2 separate regions of the Mus musculus genome follow, and region 2 is linked to region 1. Evidence: chromatin loops called from intact Hi-C (ENCODE). Cell type or tissue: left cerebral cortex. All regions are shown on one strand.

Evidence for each region. Hi-C counts contacts between places; a loop is a spot of excess contacts. Peaks named below come from ENCODE experiments on the same cell type or tissue, not always from the same donor. Only the 100,000 strongest peaks of a DNase experiment are listed, where the experiment ranks them.
Region 2: it touches region 1 in a loop (5-fold over the local background); 27 of 42 quality-filtered maps call a loop at or near these places.

Annotation. Positions count from the first base shown.
Region 1 is chr7:116,037,348-116,045,347 of GRCm38, forward strand. It overlaps Sox6 (SRY (sex determining region Y)-box 6), which reads right to left and starts at 1,397. Exons shown (of 16, transcript NM_001025559.3): 1 at 1,330-1,397. In left cerebral cortex, a CTCF peak has its summit at 3,061 (motif pointing left); DNase peaks (open chromatin) are centred at 990, 1,367, 1,955, 2,355 and 1 more place; H3K4me3 peaks cover 1,573 bases; H3K27ac peaks cover 1,184 bases.
Region 2 is chr7:114,917,540-114,925,539 of GRCm38, forward strand. No RefSeq gene overlaps it. Among named protein-coding and RNA genes, the nearest start is that of A730082K24Rik, 27 kb to the right of the region's middle. In left cerebral cortex, a CTCF peak has its summit at 4,817 (motif pointing right); a DNase peak (open chromatin) is centred at 4,814.

The sequences.
Region 1 (8,000 bases):
GTCTGGTGGGCTTCCCACCTGATCCGCACGCCTGCGGGTTCCAAGAAGTCTATGAAGGGCACCCGACACCGCATCCCAATCCTGGAACACACAAGCTCACTTCTAGGGTCTGGAGCCAGCTCGACTTGAACCCAGCCTTTGAAATGCCAGGACTGAGAAGGGAAGAAGAGGCCAGCGGGTGGGGCTGACTTACCTGCCTGCTGCGGTTGCTGCCTGGGCGCCCGCTGTGTTTGTGTCCCTTTGCACCTCGACCAACCAAAGGCAACTCGGCTTTGTTAAGTTTGGCCTCGCACCTCCAGAGAAGAGGCACGAACTGGCAGAGACAAGGCGCGTTCCTGGAGAGAGGTTCCCCCTGAACTTGGGAAGGGCAATGCAATTAATCCTGCTTCAGAAGTTAATATTTAAAACACCCACGCAAAGAGAGAGAGAGAGAGAGAGAGAGAGAGAGAGAGAGAGAGAAGAAAGAAAGAAAGAAAGAAAGAAAGAAAGAAAGAAAGAAAGAAAGAAAGAAAGAAAATAGAACAGCCGTTAAAACCTCGAATTCTCCCTTTGAAAGGCTCTTTTACACTAACCGGGCGGATCATTCAGACCTACATGACTTCATCTTAAGGTGGCCAACTTCTCGCAGGAAGGGCTTCATGGCTACTGTGTAAACAGGACAAATATGTCACTCACTCCAAAACACCAAGGAGAACTTTTAACAAAACGAAGAGTATGTGAACGAGTGTAAAAGGCAAAAGGGAAGAAGTTGAAAAACTTTAATTACAGCGTGGAGAAAAGTTTTCGCCATTGGTCTCCTTAACCCTGGATGACAAACACCCAAGCGCTCTCGCAGCCCGCGGCACTTTTGTTTAAGTTTGGGAGAAGCAGATAGTATCAGCTCCCAAATAACAGTGCCCTTGGGACAGGCAGTGCCTCAAAGAGGTTGGAACTCGGGTTTCAGCAACAAAAGCAAACTGTGAATAATATTCTTCGTCCTTTAAGATAGCATTTCGCAGAAGGACAAGGCACTGCGCCTGTACTTTAAACGGATGGAGAATAACATTAAATTTCATCTGAATCTGAGAGTCATCCAGTTGAAAAAAGCATAGCCACGGTGACAAGAGCAACAGAGCACTGTCACAAAGGTAGGAAAAGTGGTAAAAATGCATGAACTTCTGTTTTCAAAGAACAATAAAGATAAATAAAAAGTAAGTTTTCTAGACATGCCTTTCCTAGCTTAGGAAAGTTAATTTCCCAATGTGCTTTTGCTGTCAAAGGTGCAAAGCCAAGGCGAGGGAGTGCGTGGCTGGAATCTGCATGCTGATAAGAGAAGGGTGATGTACTTACAGTGACAGAGGGCAGGCTGCGGGAGAAAAGCTGTTTGTGTTAGCCTGCGAGTTACCCAGGGCTGCAGTGAGAGCCGAAGGGAGGAGGCGTGGGAGTGCCCGTCTGCGTACACCTTCACCGCGTCTCATTACATCTGCCAGCCTCTCTCTCCCTCTCTCTTTCATTTCCACATTCCCTTTGTTCCTGAAAAAAAAAATCTACACGTCACATCAGAGTCCCCAGATGCAGTCTACACCAAAGAAAAAAATGAATAATTCAATCAAACTGTGCATAGTCTCTAAGGCAATAAATCTATCGCACTTAAAGAAACGAAGGGTAATTACTACCATAGAATTAGAATAAGGCCAAAGACCAGAGATGTCGCTGAGTCTCTGGATAAACTCCACAGTCAAATAAAGTTTCATTTATTTGATCCTTTTTACATCTTGAACGGGAAGTCAGACAAAAAATTAAACTTATTTTAGAGCTATTCGCATCTTTTGAAACACTGTCTAGAGAGTGGGGGAGGGTATTAGAGGGTCTACCTTGTTCAAAAGCTCCCAAAGACATCAGCTGAGCGCCCGGCACAGACACCAACCAAGACAATGCGTGCTGGTGGAGTCTGTCCAGAGCCCATTTCTCCCACTCCACCCTCCTCCACTCCCCTCTCAACAGCAGAGCGCCCTCCGCTAGCCCACAACTGTGACTCTACAGGAGGGCAGCTGTAATCTGAGAGCCTTACCTGCGGCAGTGCGAAGACCCCAAAGAAACTGTCTTTCGCTGCCACCAACACCCCGTGCCATTCCTACGCACCCCTCCAAAGTCCTGTAACCATCTAGTTCTTCCATCTGCCTACAAGAAACTGTATACCGGATTTCCCCCCCCACGACTGAATGGAAGCTCTATACGGAACTGACTTCTGGATATGCCTTGGGTTGAGTTAAAGCGATGTCTGGAAAGGAAAAGAAGGGGAGGAAAAAAGGAGGGGGCAGCTCAAGCCCTATCCAAGTTAGTCAGAAGGCGGTGTTAGGCGGGAAGCGCCTACGGGAGAAACAGCTGGGCTGCACACTGGCCGTGCAGATCGCAGTTCTAGGAACCGTGTCCTTCGTCCCTGAGGTAAGACTGTATGACTGCCGCATGCTTATTCTTTCACTGTCCGTGTCTCTCTTCTCCGCCCACAACTACCCCTACCCCTAGGGTCGGCCTGCGCGCACCCTAGAGGACTCCAGCGCAGCAAAGAGTTGTATATACCGGAGCCACTCATAAATCGTGGGTGTCACTGAACAGAGATCTGCAAACCTGCTGTTTGCCACAGCAATCAAACCCTCTGTCCTGCCAGTTGCTCACTGACCCAGGGTACTCAGGCCGCACAGTGGGCAGAAGCCCGGACCAGCCAGATCACAGGGGACGGGAGGGGGGTTGGGGGGACTGCAGGCTCAGGTGACGCCAGGAAAGCTCCAGCGTCCCAAACGGGGCTAGTTTCCATCCTAGAAGCGCTTCTGCCTGCTTCGGCGATACAGAAGCGCAGGCTACGCGCACGTGCGTGTACACACAGAAAGAGAGTCATTCAGTCATTCAGTCACGCACGAACGCACGGCTGACATTCCGGCCCAACGATCCATCTACAAGGGCCCCTTTAACAGTCAATTCAGCTCTCGGAGGAGCCGCTGGGAAACTGGAGTTCGTGGAGGAGCCCATGGGTGCCAACTGCCAGTGCAGCCTTTGTTTACGTGCCTCGGTCGCCACCTTGAGGTGGAGCTCAAGAGTGCGCTGGGCTCAAAGCCACTACGACCCATCATGCAGGCAGAGCTGGCAGCCAGGACGACCTCCGGGACAGTTTTTGTTTTGTTTTGTTTTTTGTTTTTTGTTTTTGTTTTTGTTTTTGTTTTTGTTTTAAGCCTACGAAGGTCCCCCTGGAGCAGAGGAGTCCCGGAAGCCGTACTGCTGGGAAACCCAGATCAGAAGATGGCAGAGCGACACCTGCAAAGTAGCTAATGCCAGTACTCAGTGCATTCTCTCACTAGACTACAAACCTGGGGTTAGAGAACAGATCCGAGACCCGGACTTTCAGCACTAACTACCCAGGCAGGGAACGGGTAGATACCTTGAGAAAGACACAGCCTCGGCTCCTACAGGACGGAGGTCATGGCTCAGGGCGGCCTCGGCCTCCCTTGGGTTCCTTTGCTTGCTCTTCGATGGGAGACAAAGGTACTTAGAGATGCAAGCAGTCATAAGCAGAGGTCTTAAGATGAGAACTGAAAACAAGAGAGGAACGTTGAGACAGCATAGCTATGTGCTGCAAAAGCTGAGTCTCAAGTGTCCCACTTCCCAAAAACTCAGGCCTTCTGGGCACCTTAAGAATAGGTTTGGCAAAACAGTAGTGTGCTATTAATTGTATCACCTGCTTCCATCGTCTTAAGCTCATTTTCACTCACTGCTCTGCAGATATATTTGCAGTTTGTATATCAGGCTTTTAAGAGCCCTCTTGTTGAATCTTGCAACAACCTACTGCAGTTGTTCTTTGTTATTCCTGGACAACTGCCTTCAAGACTTGGAGGCATCTTACAAAGCCATCCCAAAGGTTCTCCTCAGAGAACTGCCCTGAGAACACTTCTGAGATTTTTCACTGCTGCTTGAGTACATAAATGTTATTTAAATATGATGTTTTACAAAAGGAGAATTGTTTAAGAAAAAGGACACTTGGGAACTATTTTGAGTTATATGAAAGCTTAAACCAGGACTGGCTGACACCAGCTGTGGCCTCCAGTATTTGGCCAGCAATAAATAAATGAAAGAAAATTTGTAAATAGGTCCACAGCAATATGATGCTAATAGCCAAGAGGAAATGTTTTCTCTGAAAGGAGAAGCAACAAGCCTCGAAGCCAGACCTCTCTCCTGATTTATGCCACAGCCCAGCAAATCAACAGTGCCTTCGCTCATGTGGAAAGCTGAGTACTATTGAATACAGTACTGAATTTTCCCAGGGAATCCCAATCATAGAAACACCTGTGCTAAGTAATGTTATTCTAATCCACTATGAAAATCGTAAGTATGTAATAGCCCTCAAATCATCTCATTTCTTAGTCACAGTGGGGTGGGCCAACTTCATGGAAGAACATTAGGCTTGCACAATGCTCCAAAGCCTTAACTCAAAGGAAGCTTGGCTTTACTATACATAATACTGGCCATTCATTTTATCTTAAATGAGACGGGCAAACACTAGAGCCAACATAACTGGCAGAAACCAAGCTTAGGTAGAAATATCAAAGAACTGGAAAATACATTGAATGTGTAGAGACCAATTCCATAATTTTTAAACAAAAATCCTTGCAATATTAAGCTGACATTATTCAATGGGCATACTTCACATTACTATAAATAGAAAATAAATAGGAAAATGTAATGAAATTACGCCATCAAAAATACAAGGATCTGGTTGGAAACCACTGTAACCCCTACCACCGCTCCAAGCCCCATATAAACCAACCGTGCTTTAAAATCATCAAGCTAACCTGTTTGAACTGCTCCATGAAAGAACAAGTCAGGATTACAGCTGCTTTACCACTGGATGCCACTGAAGCTAATGCCAGGCAAACAGTCACAGGAAATAGAAAGGCTTATCACACATCCAAATGCTCCTTTGAAAAGCCTATATGGAATTTGGGGTTTTTTTTAACCAAAATAAAAGTGATCTGGACAATTTACAAATTTAACACACAGGGTGGGGGGATACAATGAAAAGTTATGTTTCAAACACAGCAGTAAACTCCCTCACTAAAACTCCCCAGTACCCCCTCTCAGTGAGTGTGATACTGAGTTGCCTTTGCACCGTGGCCCACTGTCACACTGCCTCATAGGTGCTGACTGACTGACTAAACCTTCCTTCCAGACCAGAAGTTTACCACTCGCTACGATGACTGTCATTCCATTTAGGATACACTCGAGCTACACAGGAAACAGTAGGCAAATCAATATGACACCTGTTGTAATTGCCTCATAAAAGACAGACAAGGGTCCGCTCACCAGTTGCTGCCAGCAAAGCAGCTTACTGACATTGTCCTTCTTCAGAAGTTTGATTAGTTGCTTTAGAATTTTATGTTTTATGCATTGTGTTTTTAAAACTGAATTTGGTGTCCTATAATTTTAAAATGTGTTTCTTAACAATCTCTCTTTTGAAACTACAGATTGCTTTTTAAAATGTCTAAGTATAGGATTTCTGTTGCATTCACCGAGAGCCTAACATGTGAAAAGAAAATAATTAAAAGCATGTTAACCAAGGATTTATGTTTTGCATTTTTATAATTCAATGAACACGAATTAAAAATGACTTTTATAAAATATATTAGCAAAAATGGTGTTTGATAATTCCACCTGATGTTAAATTATCTTATTCATTATATATTGTTTAAATTAAATTACCTAATTTTTATCAACCAACAAATTATATACATTTCTAAAATAAATTTTTTTAATTATACATTTCTAATTTTTCAAGTGGTATATCTAAAAGCATCTTTATTTAACAAGAGAGTCCATGGTTATAAGCCATAGACTAAATAGCATATTTTATTTTTGAATCAGTCCTAAAAAAAATTCAACCTGTATTTCAAATCAAAATGTTTAATATCAGTGCTAGGCAAATATCCTTAAACTGATGATACATGTCATTATCATACATCATAACCATACAATAGCGATATGAGCTTCTTGAACTCAAACAACTAAAGTTGAAGGAATAAGCCAGTGTTCCCAAGGATTTGAATAGTCACTGTTGCTTAAGTAGATCATTGGATGTTATTGAATTTTTGTTTTTATTAGTTTTTTTTTTACATTAGTTTGAGGATATTGTCTTTCCAGTAGGGGTGGAGAGAAAAGCAGCCATGTTGAAAGTCAGCAGCATGTGTTCACGCCCGTATTCATTCCTATTGCTTCAAGAAAACAGGCAGCGAAAGGTTCTCTTATACATGCTTAAAAGTTCAGTAACTGTAGCTTCTGAGGAAAATGCATAAACCCAAGAGTTCATATAAACCTCTTCGGATTGAATGCAGAATGTTAACCATCTGACTCTCAAAGCTGATGAGCGCAGTAGCAAAATGAATATTAAGCAAATGACTGTTGCCTACACTCACTAGAATTAGCATACTTCAGATTATAGTTTATAAATTTTTAAGAACATGAGCATCATGATATGGTTGTCATAGAAACTGCAACAATATGTCATTTAAATTAATTTTCTATGCAGTGATAAGGCCTAGTTCTACATCACTCCAATACAAGTTTAAAAAGCAAAAGAAACGCAGTGAGAGTCCAACTTCTACCAGCTTAGAAAAGGATAAAGTGCAAATGTTTTAAAGAAAGAAAAATGACAATGCATTCTAATTGCATAGTAAGATGGCAATTTAATAAAGGTTATAAAATGCTTTAAATGAGCACATTCTGAAAAAAAAGTTTTTATTAACAATCAGCTACTTCTTTTAGTATTCCTTACTCTTGTTACACAGGCCTATTTATAGGTAACAAAAATTATTGGTTATTATGTGTTACTTAATTATTAAATTATGGATGCTCTTTATGTTCTTGAAAGATGGGTGCAGTCACTTTCACATTATAAATTCAGAACAACTAGAACAGAATTTTAATATTTTTAGTGATTACTTCAACAGAGTCTCTGATTTAGAAAGAAGTGCCACTGCATTACTGCAAATGCCTTCATACTATATCACTGCCAGGGAGTCTCTGTTGACATTAATGGCTCAATTATTGGAACAGAAAAAGCCTATGAAAATAAAGCATATTTCCTAAAGACAGAAGATTTCATGTCCTAAATTAATCTGTCTTTTGGCTACCAAATATCTTTTCCTTATATTTTCTATCATTGAACATTTCGATATGGAATATATCCATGAAATTTTAAAGTCTATATTATATACTTAAACTCTGTATTTATATTGCTTATTTTGTATGTAATTTAGCCTTTGTTGGTAATATTTCAACTAATTGCAGAAAGAAATTTCATGAAAGCACCAATGAGAATGTTGTACTTGTACAAGTGATTTCTGAGACATGAATGAAGGGACACATGTTTTTACAGTCTGAGAAACAACCTGAAAGGGAGATAGAAACGTATATAACATAGCTTTCTTGATAGGATTAAGAGGATTCCAACGCTTTTAAATGCCAGTTTTTCTGACAATTAACAATGAAAAGCAGATGTTTACAAAGCTGTTTCCTATGCTGTCTTAAGAGACGATAAAGGATGGTTTGTGGATAGTAAGAATGAAAAGCCAGATAACTGCTTGCCGGGTATGTATTTAAAAAGCATTTTCATTGGCTCACTTATTGTTAATAGAGAAAGAAAAACACTTTGTGCTGCACGCACTGCGTGACTGTGACTATAGAAACTGCCATCATAAGTCCTCAAAAACTCCTCAGATGTAATTTACAAAGATAATAATAACACAGGATTATTTCACTTCTCTGAATGCCACACATTTGCATACCAGAACTTTGTACAATGTAGTCATAATGCACATTGACAATGGCAAGGGCTCCATAGCACGTTAGCTGCAGCACACGGTCTGTGCTTCACACAGTCTGTCTCACCAAGCTTTACTCACTGTTGTCAGTGTTTTTCTTAGTAAGCCAGGTGTCCGCTGCATACAGAACTGAGAGACCACGTTAGCAACTGCAGC
Region 2 (8,000 bases), 1.1 Mb before region 1:
CTCTGTGTAGTTTATTGACTTGAGATCATTGCTACTCTGCTCTGGAGCAAAGCAGGGGTGGCTCCGCTGTGGGAAGGCTTGCAGGCCACTTTCCCGACAGCTTGACTTGGAGGACAGAGAGTCTTTTAAAGCAATGCCTTAAAGGACACCTTGAGTCTAAAATAGAGCAAATGACAAAGTGGTGAAGGAAAAGACACATAGCACATTTCTGGAGAAAGAGAGTGAACCCAATCCTGACAGGATTAGCAGGTTAATTAAAGAATCTGTCCTGATGAGGCTGGCACATCTTCAATTCCGACTGATATGAACTCCCGGCACTAGCTCCAATCTATCTTTTCCACCAGCTGCCATGGTGCTGAAATACTTACTGGACAAGTTGATCCCCAAGAACTTTCCAGATGTGTGCTATTGTATCACAGGCAAAAGCCCACTTTAAGAAAGATGATATGTCAGCTTAAAGATCAACAGGGGTTATCTGATTAATAATCGGCCACCCAGTGATGGTCAATGGATAAAATGGAATAGGAAAAGGGGATTTCAATAGAGTGAACGAACTGCTTCCTACTGTCTATCATGTGCTTGGCACAGTATCGGACACATCGTACCACTTAGTTTCCTCACTGTGCTGGTTAGAAGCAGCTCCTGTGTTGTGGGGATGATTTTGGGTCTAATACTGGCATCCTCATGCCATTTCTCTGTGACTCTGGGTAGCTTGCTTTTCATTTGGTTCTCAGTGGCTTCATCAACCAAACAAGGAGAACAATACCTTTATATTCACTTTCCTTAGATGCTGGAGGATGATACCACAACTTTGGTGGTTTAAAACAACAGAAATATATTTCCCTGTCATTCTGGTGACCAGCAATCCAGTAACACACTGCCATTAGCCTTGGGCTCCCTCCACAAGCTCCACAGGGAACTCCTGCATTGTTTCTCCCAAGTTTTCATGCTCCTAGAACAGTGGTTAACCTTCCTAATGTTATGACTCTTTAATAGGTTTCTCGTGTTGTGGTGACACCCCCAACCATAAAATTATTTTCCTTGCTACTTCATAACTGTAATATTTCTACTGTTATGAATCATAATATAGATGTCTGTGTTTTCTGATAGCTTTAGGTGACCACTGTGAGAGGGTTGTTTGACCCCTAAGGGGTTGCAACACACAGGTTGAGAACCACATTGCTCTAGACATTGGCTTCTGTCTGCATAATCCCAAGCACCATCTCCTTCACATGACCTTTACCTCGTCCTCTACTTTATCCCTCACAAGCACTTGAGATTGGACTTATAGACTCCCTGGGTGATTCAGGTTGTTCTCATCTTGGGATCATTAAGTTGATTGCAGTAGAGAGAAGACTCTCGACACTACGCTATCTGAGAGACTCATGCACACGTTGAAATAGGTTCATTCAAGTTTGTCATTGTGCCCAAGGCTAAAGCAGGTTTCCTATCCACTGACGAGTAATCCCAAGACACTGTGCTTTCAGCCCATCACTGTGAAGACTGCATTGCAGCCTCCAACATAGATTCTGAGACAGAGGTACCACCAATGCAGACCTTCAGGCAAAAATATGGGCAAACATTGGTTATTTGAAAAATGATCTGGGAGTTCAGTAGATTGAGGAAATGAGCAAAGAGAAGAGAGAAAGTAGTGAACATGACATTGTAGTGAGTGACTGAGCTCTGTGGGTTTAGGGACCACTCTCATTTATGCTGGGACCTCTGGGAAGGTGGTGTTATGCTGGGACCTCTGGGAAGGTGGTGTATATGAAAACTCTACCAAGATCCACATGACCTATAATGTGGGACAAGAGCATTGAAGAATACCACAGAGATGATCTTCCGCCAATAAACACCTCTATGCTGACAAAGATTTTGGGGAGTTGAGAGTGGGATGGGAGGGCACTGAAGTAAAAGATTGAAATAGACCATGGAAATCAACTCAGATTTTGGGATTTCGCTTGGGCAACTCTTAGAGATCTGATGAAGTCATGGATGCTCAGTTCTGGCCTAGACCTTTTCAATCAGATGCAACCCACATGGCCTTTGATTTGTCCTCAGTGCTTATCTGCATCTGTTGCATGGACATCTGTATTACCAGAGGGCTCACTACCCACTGGCATACTGTTTTATTGATACACAATACTAGTTTAAAACTATCTTAATTTTGTTCAAAATTTGGCTTCTCAAATCTCCTACACATGAGATCTAGTTCTTTCCCAGGTACCTCTTTGTCCTCAGAGGTACCTGTTTGCTTGTGTACTGTGTTTAGCTCTACAGCCCTGGTTTGTCCTTGCCCTAAAGCTGTGGCTCTTTGGAGACACTATGTCCAGCTCCTGAAGGGCTCTTGTTTATAACGATCTAGAAAGTAACTTAAGTGGTTTTACAATGAAATATAACTGAACCCTCAGGGGCAACAGGAGCATATGGTGTGGTAAGAGGACCATCAATTCAAGGGATGCTGAATAAGCACTTACTTTGTGTGTCAGCTCTGCGGCTCAGAGCATGTGGGAGAGTTGAGCAGAAAATGACCAACTATGATTCCCAGGTGAAAATCCTACAAGATCACTTTGTAAAGGCAGAGTGGGGTGCAGGGAGCTTATCAAAGCCCAGAGACAACCCCTTCTGAACACAGCTGGCTGGTTGGCTGGTGTTTTAACTGACTTTGAGAGTAGCAGAAAGGAATTTGAGAATATAGGACTATAATTTGAAAGTGAAGGCATATCTGCTGTATTCAGGGAATTCTGATTTATCAAGATTTCCTCCCGTTGGTCTTCCCTCTTCTTGATGTTCTTGTGTTTTGCAAATTGTATCTTGGCCAGGGCCAAGAAGTGGGAGTGGGTGGGTAGGGAAACAGGGTGGGGGGAGGGTATAGGAAACTTTTGGGATAGCATTTGAAATGTATATAAAGAAAATATCTAATAAAAAAAGAATAAAAAAAGATTTCCTCAAATTTATGGTGAGTATATGTGTGCCTTCATTTCATATGTATGTATGGTAGGGGATCATGGACTTGTGGGTCTCCTGTCTCAGCCTCCCAAGTAGCTGGAGTGACAGGTCTATGCCACCAGGCTCAGCTTCAAATGCTGTTTTCACAAGGAAGAGAAAGACGTGGTTTTATTTTAATGTTTGATGTGGCATTCTGATTACCTCTTTGGCAAGGTTGTAATTGGGGCACTTGGGAACAGAAGCTAAGTAAATGAAGCTACAGACCTCAGAATTCTCCTTCCCTTCACTCTCCCCCTTCTCCCTTTCTTCCATTCATCTATACCTCCGGCTACCCACCCAATATTGATATGTACATGATAGAACTAAGCCTTTATTAATTTGCATGCTAGAATTAAATCATCATTGTGCTAGAATTAAGACTTTATAAGAAAGTAAAGGTGTTTTCTGTCTTCAAGGACAGTTATACTTGGGCTGGGAAACTGGAAAGGAATGGGAATGTGAAAAGATGACTTAGAATTGATTGATGCAGACCTCCATCACTGTCTGATTTCACAAGGATGGTGATGAAGAGGAAAGGGAGAAAGTGATCCTGGAAAGGGCAGTGTGAACTCTGCACCCAGTTATTTTACAGGCTACATTGTATGGTGCTATACCATAACATATGCTGGCCATGTGATCTTGGATCAATCTTCTTACCTAGGTCTCTTACTTATCCACACACTTTGGACTGGGTGATTTTTTTCTGGTATTTCACATACTATGATTCTATTATTCTATTCCTATGCATTAATCAAAATAAGCAAAGATCAGGAGCTAGTGAATTGTGGGCTGTTTGGAGCTTGGGAAGTAGGACTCTGTGAGGATGCAGGTGGAGAAGCAGTTGAGTAGGGACAAAGGTTGGAGTTGGGCTGTGGAGAGAGGCTGGAGATGTCAGAATGGCAGGACATACCGAGTTTCTCTGCACTTGAAGTGCCTCTCTGCTCCTGGCTCTCACCTGTGACACAAACAGAGTCCTTTGAAACCAATTACCACAGTTTTTTTTCACTCTTTCCTTGACTGTGTTTGGGCTCACATTGGGGCAGTCCTAGATTAGAAGAATGTGGACTGAAGAGTCTTTGCTCAAGCACATTGGCTGCTCTCCTCTATGTGCTGGCTGCCTTCCACTCTAGGCTAGGGCTTCATTTTTACCATTTGTACTTACATACAACTTGACAAAGAAGAGCCTCTAAGGTTATATATTTAAGGACTCTGGAAGACACAACACTCATTGACTCTTGAAGCCTAGAAGCTATTTAAAGTCATACCTTGGTGCCCCTCTGAATTCTTTCTAACATGGATCCTATCCATAACATTCACAGGAAGAATGAGTGAGTGAGTGAGTGAGTGAGTGAGTGACTGAATGACTGACTGACTGACTGAATTACTGAATGGATGAATGAATGAATGATTAGATTCAAAGATGTAGAGAAGACTAAGTCCAGGGTGGCCAGGTGACTGCCAGTCAGAGCTGGAGTTGTGTCTCAGAGTCACCCCTCTTAGTAGTAGTTATTTAAAATAGAGACAGTAATACATGCCCTGCAAAGCAGCAGGTGTGAGGATCAAAAGGAGACTGCAGATAAAGCTTCTAGAATGGTGCTGAGCACACAGTTTGCACCCAATATTTTTAGGCTCTGGCCTGGCCCAAAGTCTCCCAGAGTGTCAGTGACAATCCCCTGACCTTTGAGAAGGTTTACGACCATAGGCAGCCTGGTCTATCTAGGGCAACTCTGGACACAACCTCACTGCACAGAGAATGATGGATTGAATGACCCTGGACCCTTTCCAATCCCCTTTGGGTCTTGAAACCAAGGGTGTACTTCTGATCCTGACCATTGGGTGGCACCAGCCCATCATCTTAGGTAACTAGACAGTGGAAGGCTAGGCCCTCTTGGCTACCCAGCAGGGGAGTTGGAAAGGGGGCTGTGGGGCGGGATCAAGAGAGTGGGTGGGGGAAGGAGCAGCTTAGAGAGTCCAGGTGTTTGTGCCTCTGCTCGACTGTCTGGATGCTTTGTGTATGACTGAGGTGGGAGTGGGCTCTATAAACATGAGGTTCAGGAGGTGTGTGTGTGTGTGTGTGTGTGTGTGTGTGTGTGTGTGTGTGGTGTCTTTATTTCTCCCCTGTATATGTACAAGTAATCATTTGACCTAAATGAAATCATTTGCCCCAAGGATATTGATTTATGGCTGTGGGTAAAGTGAGTCGAGGGCACATGGGATTTTCAAGATGTTAAAGGTATTAAAATTTAATTGACCTCCTGATTTTATACATGGGACAAACTGAGGCCAGAATGGGATTCTAACTGGTCTGAGGACCCTGGTTCCCTGATCTTGTCTACCACAGTCTCTGCATTGAACAAGGAACTGGACCAACCAAACATGGTGAGTCACCTGGAGAAGAGAATCTGGACCAAAGTGGGACCCGGAACGCCTTGTTTAGCCTAAGCCACATGATCATCATGGCTTCTCTCCTTTGTATTTTATTCTTTCCATCTGGATTCTAGAGCTAGCTCACACTGGCGTTGCCATGCCTCAGAGGACAGCTGTCCTTGTTTCAGAGCCTATGATAGACAGGTGACAGCTGAAAACTGAAGTCTTGATTTCTGCTCTTTCTCCCCATGCCACTTTGTTGTTGTTACTGCTTCAGTTGTGTTCTCCTGGAAGGCATCAGTGTCTCCTCTGTGGCCAAGGCACCCAGCTCCTAGAGGGTGGGGGTGTAGCAGGCATTGTTTTCCCCTTTACTGAGTCCCTCCCAGGCACCTCTCTTCCTTTTAATAAAAACCACTAGGCATGCTTCAGATCTGCTGAAGGCAGCAAAGATCCATGCACAGAGCTGGCCTGCAGTTCATAAACATGACAAAGATCCTTTGCCACATTTCTTTGGTTGATTCTGTCCTAGGTACCAGGCTAGGTCATTAGAATAAAGTTCAGATTTCCTGGGCTTGTATGTAGGCTCCTCAGCTAAATTGTCCTATGACCTCCAATTAATGTCTTTAGTCTTTTTTTTTTTTTTTTTTTTTTAGTATAGAATACAGTTAGCTCATAATCAGCCACCAAACGCAGACGCTATTGCATACGTCAGCAAGATATTGCTGAAAGGACCCTGATATAGCTGTCTCTTGTGAGGCTAAGCCAGTGCCTGGCAAACACAGAAGTGGATGCTCACAGTCAGCTATTGGATGGAACACAGGACCCCCAGTGGAGAAGCTAGAGAAAGTACCCAAGGAGCTAAAGGAATCTGCAACCCTGTAGGTGGAACAACAATATGAACTAACCAGTACCCCCAGAGCTCATGTCTCTAGCTGCATATGTAGCAGAAGATAGCCTAGTTGGCCATCATTGAGAAGAGAGGCCCCTTGGTCTTACAAACTTTATATGCCCCAGTACAGGGGAAACACCAGGGCCAAGAAGTGGGAGTGGGTGTGTAGGACAGGGGAGGGTATAGGGGACTTTAGGGATAGCATTTGAAATGTAAATGAAGTAAATACCTAATAAAAAATTGAAAAAAAAAAGAATACAGTTTATTCAGGGCATGGGGAGGGGAGTTCAGAGTGTAGTAGAAGCAGAGAAAGGCAAAGAGAAGGAGAGAGTAGAGAAGTAGAGGCTGGCCATGACCACATAGAAAGAGGGGGCGAAGGGAATGGGGAAAGGGGAAGCAAGGGGCAAGAGGCAAGAGTATGAGAGTAAGAGAGGCAAGAGAAGCAAGGGCAATGTCTTTAGTCTTTAACCTTTCAGTATCGACTGAAACTGAGCTGAGCCTCGTGCTCCTATGGGGTCTATTGGGTTATTTAAGTGAATCGACACTTACAAAATATTCAAAATGAAGTCTCAATAGGTTACTTCTTTATTCTTAGAACAATGCTGTACCAAACTAGCAAAAGGTTGTTTCCAGCTTAAGGACAAGGAATGTGAGACTCTGAGAGGTGATGGCTAAAAATGAGTTGGAATGATAGCTGATTAGCAGTGGTCTCATTGGAGAACCCAAGTTACATTTAAACTCTATATCAGATGTCTAAAAATCCTTTATTGTCTCACCACCAAGTCTAGATATTGGGAGAGCTGCTCTAAAAAAATCCAACAAAAACAGAATCAATTATATTATGTATTTATATATAAATACCACATAGTTGGAGAGAGACTGAGAAAATGAGAAAACTTCAAAGAGTGGCTTCTTCCTAGACCTAGTGCCTCCGTCAAGCTCTGGGTCTTCCTAGGATACTGACAGAATACTGGAGGAGAAGAACCTTTCTCAGAAGTCCTCCCTGGTCTCCTGAAGCCCTGTACTCCCAGAAGGGAGTCTCTGACCTATCTTTGGTCAATTCAAACCCATCCCATATGGATAGTGGGGCCACATGAATTATGCTATGGATTCCTCAGCCCAGTTCCTACTCAGGGCCCCTTTGTAAGCTCTGTGCCAGTGTATTATTTGTTTTATATAAAATATAATTATGAGCACTCATTATGGCTGGGTGGTAGTAGTTAATATAGAAATTGTACAGTTAGTATGTTCAGTGTCAGGCCACTAATAAATGAACCTGGAAGCCAGCAGGTCACACCTGGCCCAGGAAGAGGCCTCTAGACAGCTTCATTTCAGCTAGCAAGATAAGGAGATGTTTTCTGGATGTCAGCTTCCTTGCATCTTCTCCCATGATTTCTCTATCCATGGAGAACCCCCTCCAATCCAGTCTGACAAAGAACATTCAGGACCTTCAGTCTGTCCATTCATAAAAACCATCACTTTGGATTTTCTGCTTTGACTTGGTGGATGGTGTCAACTCCTACTCTGCCCTCATCTATCTTGGGACACCTTTGGATTTACAAGTGACATTTATTGTGTCAGAGCATTGCCTTTTGGGCATCCAGAAAACCCAGACCATCTCAACTTGTGCAGAGACAGTTGGCCAGATGGGTGGCTAGCTGGAGTGGCCAACAGCAAGGCAGGTTGGGTCTTGAGGAGTGTCTGAGTGTGATAAACTACCCTGACCTAACTCAACTCAAGGGAGGAAGGGTCCATT